Linked DNA regions of Homo sapiens: region 2 is linked to region 1. A link is a contact called in ENCODE Hi-C or POLR2A ChIA-PET data. All regions are on one chromosome and are shown on one strand. Each heading gives the region's core, a stretch centred on a gene start or an enhancer-like site at or near the end of the contact. The rest is flanking DNA. Distances are from core to core; before and after follow the strand shown.

Evidence for each region. Hi-C counts contacts between places; a loop is a spot of excess contacts on that map. ChIA-PET counts read pairs that join two places held with the same protein, here RNA polymerase II (POLR2A). Pooled maps may share reads with other maps.
Region 2: a loop to region 1 is called in a pooled map, with 4 times the contacts of the local background. The contact joins the enhancer-like site here to the promoter of SEC24C in region 1. A Hi-C loop is called at or near these places in 7 of 50 pooled maps. POLR2A ChIA-PET finds 5 or more read pairs at or near these places in 4 of 52 experiments (H1, HCT116, HepG2 and 1 more).

What each region holds. Positions count from the first base shown.
Region 1 is chr10:73,742,621-73,745,764 of GRCh38, forward strand. It overlaps SEC24C (SEC24 homolog C, COPII component), which reads left to right and starts at 1,752. Exons shown (of 23, transcript NM_198597.3): 1 at 1,752-1,817. LOC124902453 (a long non-coding RNA gene) reads right to left here and starts at 1,645. Exons shown (of 2, transcript XR_007062195.1): 1 at 1,597-1,645; 2 at 344-591. RefSeq lists enhancers at 1,094-2,293, 1,133-1,700, 1,371-1,800, 1,701-2,267.
Region 2 is chr10:73,847,675-73,850,883 of GRCh38, forward strand. It overlaps CAMK2G (calcium/calmodulin dependent protein kinase II gamma), which reads right to left. Exons shown (of 23, transcript NM_001367534.1): 6 at 1,587-1,659; 7 at 1,339-1,441; 8 at 852-935; 9 at 314-408. Among named protein-coding and RNA genes, the nearest start is that of CAMK2G, 25 kb to the right of the region's middle. Within about 2 kb of position 1,542, at least 16 of the 41 ENCODE cell types and tissues checked have a DNase peak (open chromatin) inside an H3K27ac peak, as active enhancers do.

The DNA.
Region 1 (3,144 bases), core at 502-3,001:
GCCTGGAGACAGAGCAAGACTGTCACAAAACAAAACAGAGGACAAGAACAATCTGCTTGTTTAGTAAAGCATGCTCAATGCCTAATATATAGTTTCCAGCACAGCCTAAAGTGCAAATTTTTCAGTGAATAAACCACTCTGTGCCTCAGAATAACTGATATTTACTGTCAATAATATGAGAACAAACACTTTTGTTCACTGCTCTATTTCCAGACCCAAGAACATGGCTTGGCACACAATGTCAGCGCTCAGTGGGTTCACCCTGCCTGCTGCCTTGACAAAGCTGATTTATCAAGACCAGGGAATTGCAATGGAGAAAGAGTAATTCACGCAGAGCCAGCTGTGTGGGAGACCAGAGTTTTATTATTACACAAATTAGTCTCCCTGAGCATTTGAGGATCAGAGTTCTTAAAGATAATTTGGCGAGTAGGAGCTTGGGAAGCGGGGAGTGCTGATTGGTCAGGTTGAAGACGGAATCACAGGGAGTCAAAGTGAGGTTTTCTTGCTGTTTTCTGTTCCTGGGTGGAATGGCAGAACTGATTGAGCCAGGTTACTGGTCTAGGTAGTCAGCTGATCCAATGAGTGCAGGGTCTGCAAAACATCTCAAGCACTAATCTTAGGTTTTACAATAGTTATGTTATTCCTAAAAGCAATTTGGGGAGGTTCAGACTCTTGGAGCGAGAGGCTGCATGTCCCCTAAACTGTAATTTGTAATCTTGTAGCTAATTTGTTAGTCCTGTAAAGACAGACTGGTCCCCAGGCAAGAAGGGGGTCTTTTCGGGAAGGGGCTATTATCAATTTTGTTTCAAACCATAAACTGAATTCCTCCCCAAAGTTAGTTCCACCTACACCCAGGAATGAATAAGGACAGCTTAAAGGTTAGAAGCAAGATGGAGTCGGTTAAGTCTGATTTCTTCCACTATCATAATTTCCTCAGTTGTAATTTTGCAAAGGCAGTTTCAACAGCAGTGCTCGAAAAATTATGAAATCAACAAATAGTACTGAAAAGTTCAAATGAAGTCATATATGAAAAAGAAATCCTAGCACTGTTAGCTATAATTACTTAGCCATTAAATGGGGTACTAATAATTACTGCAGGAACTATCTTTTCCAACAGAGCGCAGAGATCTTTTGGCTCTGATAAAGCTCTGCACCTAAACAAAGGCGCTGTATAAAAATGGTTAATAACAATTGACCTTTACTGAGTGCTTACTATGATGCCAAGCGGCCTATGTGGCCTAATTTCATCCTCTGGGCATTATTATTTCCATTTTACAAGCTGTAGAGCCAGACCTCAGACCCCCACATGCAGGTTGACAACAGTTGGTGCCCTTTACCACCACCACACGTTCCGCAAATCTCATAACCAGCAAACGCCATGGGTGAGAGCAACCTAGCGGACGGAAATCAACGGGGTCAGGGGTCACCAGGAAGTGACTACAAGACTCTAGCTCAGAGGTCACTAATACGTCACAGGCAGAGTGAAGGGGCATTATTAAAGATAGTTTGACAAATTCTTTTTAATCTCATTTCTGTTGGTGAGGCCATAAAGTGACTGGAACATCTGAAAAAAAATGTCAGGAGGGAAATACATACGACTCAGCAGAGGCGCACAGGCGGCGGCCATGATGGGAAGATGAAAGAGGCGCATGCGCGGCATCCGGGTCCCCGAAATGCAGACGTGGCAGAAGAAGTGGCCCGGCCCTAAAGCGTGGAGGAGGAACTTCCGGGGGTGACGGGACGGCCCCCTCGGAACCGGAAGTGGAGCCTGGGAGCCTTGACGTTAGGAACGAAGTCTAACCTGGATCTGGAGCCGGGTGAGGAGTGGCATCGGGAGGTTGGCGGGTAGGAAAGCAAAGGAGAGGTCAGGGTATTACTGGCCAGATTGGGGTCCGGTTTCAGAAAGAAGGGAGGAGCCTGGGGGCGGGGCCTGGGTAGAGACCCTCACCTCACGCATCCACCATCCAGGAGCAGGTCCTAGACCATCCCTTCGTCTCCCGGCCCAGATTCCGGCTCCTGCTTCCTGCCCCGAGCCTGTTAAAAGGTGCAAGACGTTTGGTCTCTGTGCTTAACAGAGCAGCCCCCTCTCTTAACGTGGCCCTAGAAGCCGACTTGGCTTCTCGGTTTTGATCCTCGGCTCTCCGAGGCTCCATGGCTTGACTACTTTCAGAGTTCTAGGAAGCTTGCCCCGCCCCCTTGGGTTGTCACCCTCGACTATCCACCCAGAATGGAGTCGAGACTTCAGTCTGACTCCAAGCTCTTGAATGTGTTTGAGGGGATTATTTTCTGGAGAAGAAGCTCCTTTCTTTACCCCTCCCCCCGGCTTTGGAAACATAAAGGGAGAGGACATATTTTAAACTTAGTGTCAGTGACCTACCTCTGTAAGGTTTAGGGTTTGGAAGAACAGCTATTGAGATAACTTTGAGTTTAAAGAGTTTTAGACCAGGATCAGCTCCTTTTCTATAGTCAAGGTGGCCCTTCTAGCAAAGGGGGAGAGGTCCATTGTTCCCTTTGCAGCAACTCTGAGTGCTCCTGCTTTCTGGGCCCCTTCTGTCTACAGGATAATTGGAATGATACAGCTGTTGAAAGTAGATGTGATGAGATAGTTTTCTTGGAAGGACCCTGTTTAGAAAAGGCCCTCTAATTCATCCCTGTGTTGATGAGCAAGATTGTAATAATTTTGATGGTGGCTGAGATTCATAACAATCGTAAGGGGAGCAGAAACAGGAGAGTTGGAGAAGTGCATTGGAATTTAGAATATTCATAGTCTTCTGCTTGAGGGATGAGGTGAATGATTTTTTTCCATGAAATCTAACTCTAACTTTGCCCCTGATTCTTGAACTGTTTCCTCAGATTATGTGAAGAAGTTTTGGTGCCTGTTCTGCACTTGGTTTTAATCTGTTACCTTGCTAGAGTTTTCAGGTGTCCTTTATTTTTTATTTTTTTGAAAGGGCGTCTTGCTCTATTGCTCAGGCTGGAGTGCAGTGGCACGATCTCGGCTTATTGCAATCTCCGCCTCCCGGGTTCAAGCGATTTCTCCTGCCTCAGCCTCCCAAGTAGCTGGGATTACAGGCGTGTGCCACCATGCCCGGCTAGTTTTTGTATTTTTAGTAGAGACTGGGTTTCACCGTGTTGGCCAGGCTG
Region 2 (3,209 bases), core at 292-2,791, 100 kb after region 1:
GGAGTCTCCAGGCCTTTTGTCCCTGTGTTACACAGCACACCAATGAGGCCGCTCCATTCTTTGCAAGTAAAGATCAAAGGACTTCAGTGGACTCCTCAATTTTAGTTATGAAGAAGGCTGTGCAAAAGAAAGTTGCTCCCTGGGACATAGAGTGGCAAGAATTGGGCCCTGGATGCCCATTCCTGGGTCCTCAAAGTCCCCTGACACCCCCGTATCACGTGACACACTAAACAAGCCTGCTCCCTTGGACAGAGCCCGAGGAGCAAGGACATCTGCCCTTCCTGGCCTGGCTGCCCGGCTCTCTGGTCCTTACATCATAGGCTCCAGCCTTGATCTGCTGATACAGCTTGTGCTGATCCTCATCCCAGAAGGGAGGATAGCCCACCAGGAGGATATACAGGATGACCCCTACGAGACAGAACACACAGGTCATGGGGGTCAGTCGCCTACTTCCCTGAGGAACCAAGAAAAACCATGCAGGGCTCAGAGCCACCTAGAAAGGCAGGGGCCATACCAGAGTCAGAAGTGGATGCCAGCCGATAATGCTATGCTACCAGCCCCTCCTGCTATGCCTCACACTTCACGTCACCAAGTCACACCAGGGATTTCTTTAGGCACAACCCATCCTCTAAGGCGTGGGCAAATCCCTCTCCAAGAAGGATACAATGTCATCCCAGAAGTACGCAGGGAGGAGGGTGTGATGGGAACAGCCATCCCAGGGGCAAACACCATAATTTCACATACACCAGGCACGTGTGTGACCTGCAAGGAATAGCGATGCCTCTTTCTTGCCATCATCGGAAGTTGAGGGCCCTTAACAGCGAAAAGCTGAGAGCGTGGAATGGGCTTACCGCAGGCCCAGATATCCACAGGTTTTCCATAGGGATCTTTCCTCAAGACCTCAGGGGACAAGTAACCTGGGGTGCCAGCAAAACCTGTAGCAAAAGAGAGGGCAGAGGCATACTGAACCCACTTTCTCTCTCGTTAAATCCACACCAGCCATTTCCCCCAAGTCCCATCTTATTCCTGCTGCTTTTGCTACATAAACTCTCAGCACATGGGCAGCAAGAGCTGACAGGCTGGGCTTCTTGTAGCGCCTGGAATCTGAACCAGACGGCAAAGCCGTATGCCTACCAGGAACTCCAGCTCCTTCCCACAGGCAGCAAGAAAGCAGTGCTGACAACAGCTAGACTTACTGTACTGAGTCGCGTACGGCCAAGAGAGATCTCGGAGGCCAGGACCATTAAGGGTCTGGCTTCTAGTTCTAATAGAGGAAGGCAGATCAGGAAGAGGAGGAAGGGCGGGGGCTGCATTCCGGGAAGACAGGATCACCCTTACCAAACCAAGCCTGCTGCTCTCCCTGTACTTCGATGGCTAGGCCAAAATCAGCCAGCTTGACGGCGGCACCCTTGCATTTACTCGCCAGCAGCAGGTTCTCAGGCTGCAGAAGAAACACAGAGAACCTTGTGAGCACCCACCCTGCAGCCCAGAGGAAGCCTAGTTTGGGCCTACGCAGTACCACTATCTGGCACCAGGTGGCGCCAACACTTCATGAGCAGAGGCACGGAGGGGAGCCTGGGTAGTACCTTCAGGTCCCTGTGGACGATGTCATGCTGGTGGATGTGGTTAACACTCTCCAGAATCTGATGTATACAGTGGCTAAAAAAGCAGAAGGAAAAGAAATGTTAGCGCAGGGTTAAACCACCTCATCCACATCCACAACCACATGCTGCAGACTAAGGCATGTGACAAGGGGCCACGGATTCACAGAGAATCACTTAACGGCCACTGGAACCTTAGACTCTGCACATCATCTTGTTCAACCTATTTAAAGAAAGAGGAAACCGAGGCCCAGGCAGATGCAATGGTTTTTCTAGGATCACCGCTAGAACGGGTTCCTCTCACCCCCTTTTGACTGGAAAGGTCTAACACAACCAACTCATTTCCAAGAGATCAGGAGACAGCCCAGAATCCTGAGGAAGAAGAGAGCATCCAATCCCTTCCTTCTTTCTCTTTCTCCATACAGTAACTTTGTTCTTGGAGAAGAAGCTTGTGCTGGCAACTTAGGAAGGAGAGTCCAACTAAACAACCTAAGCTACTTTGGCGGTGGGTGCACTCATTCATTTCCCTAAATGTTTATTGAGTGCCTAGGATAATGAAGATGGACAAGACCCAATAGCTGCCCTGAGGTCTGGCATCCAGTAAGGCAGCTAAAACAAGTACAAAGATACCTTTAAGAAACAATGTACTTAAGAGCTTCCAAACAGGGCATTTAAGGAGCACTTCTGATGATTTTGCGTAGAGAAAAAAACCCAAAGTTATTTTATTATTTTATTTTTGAGACAGGGTCTCACTCTGTTGCCTGGGTTAGAGTGCAATGTCGTGAACACAGCTCACCGCAGCCTTGACCTCCTGGGCTCAAGCAATCCTCCCACTTCAGCCTCCCCAGTAGCTGGGACCACAAGCATGAGCCACCGTGCCCAGCTAATTTTTGTATTTTTTTGTGGAGACAAGGTCTCACCATGTTGCCCAGGCTGGTCTTGAACTCCTGAGCTCAAGTGATCCACCCACCTTGGCCTCTCAGTGTTGGGATTACAGGCGTGAGCCACTGCGCCCAGCCACAGTCACACACGTAAATCAGACTGTCCACATAGCAAACCATCCTGCCATCCCTGTCATCAAACTCCTGACAGGGAGCGGGGGCAGTCTAGAGCAGTGGTTTTCAACTGGGAATGAATTTGCCGCCCGCCCCCCCCCACCGCAGGGGACATTTGGCAATGCCTAGAGAAATTTCTGGTTGTCACAACTGGAGGAGGGGTGCTCCCAGCATTTGGTGGGCAGAGGCCAAGGATGCTTCTAAATGTCTGCCACAATGCACAGGAGAGGCCTCACAACAAGGAAGTACCTGGCCTAAAACGTTAGTAGCACCAAGGCTGAGGAACTTGGCCTAGAATATAGACCCCCGTCATCAGGCACTATCTGGTATATTAAGCACATCTGCAGAGCATCCCAGTGTATGGGGCTGGGTGGCCTGGACTTACTATTCCTAAAATCTGATGCTGGGGATGCCACAAGAACCAAGGGGTCGTACTGGGTCCCTGGGGGCTGAAACTCGGGCCTCCCCATAGGACACAGCCCAAGAGTGGGCCACAGAAACTTTAAGACTGAGCTATAGAGGCGAGTCTCCACAGAGATGTATAATTAGAACA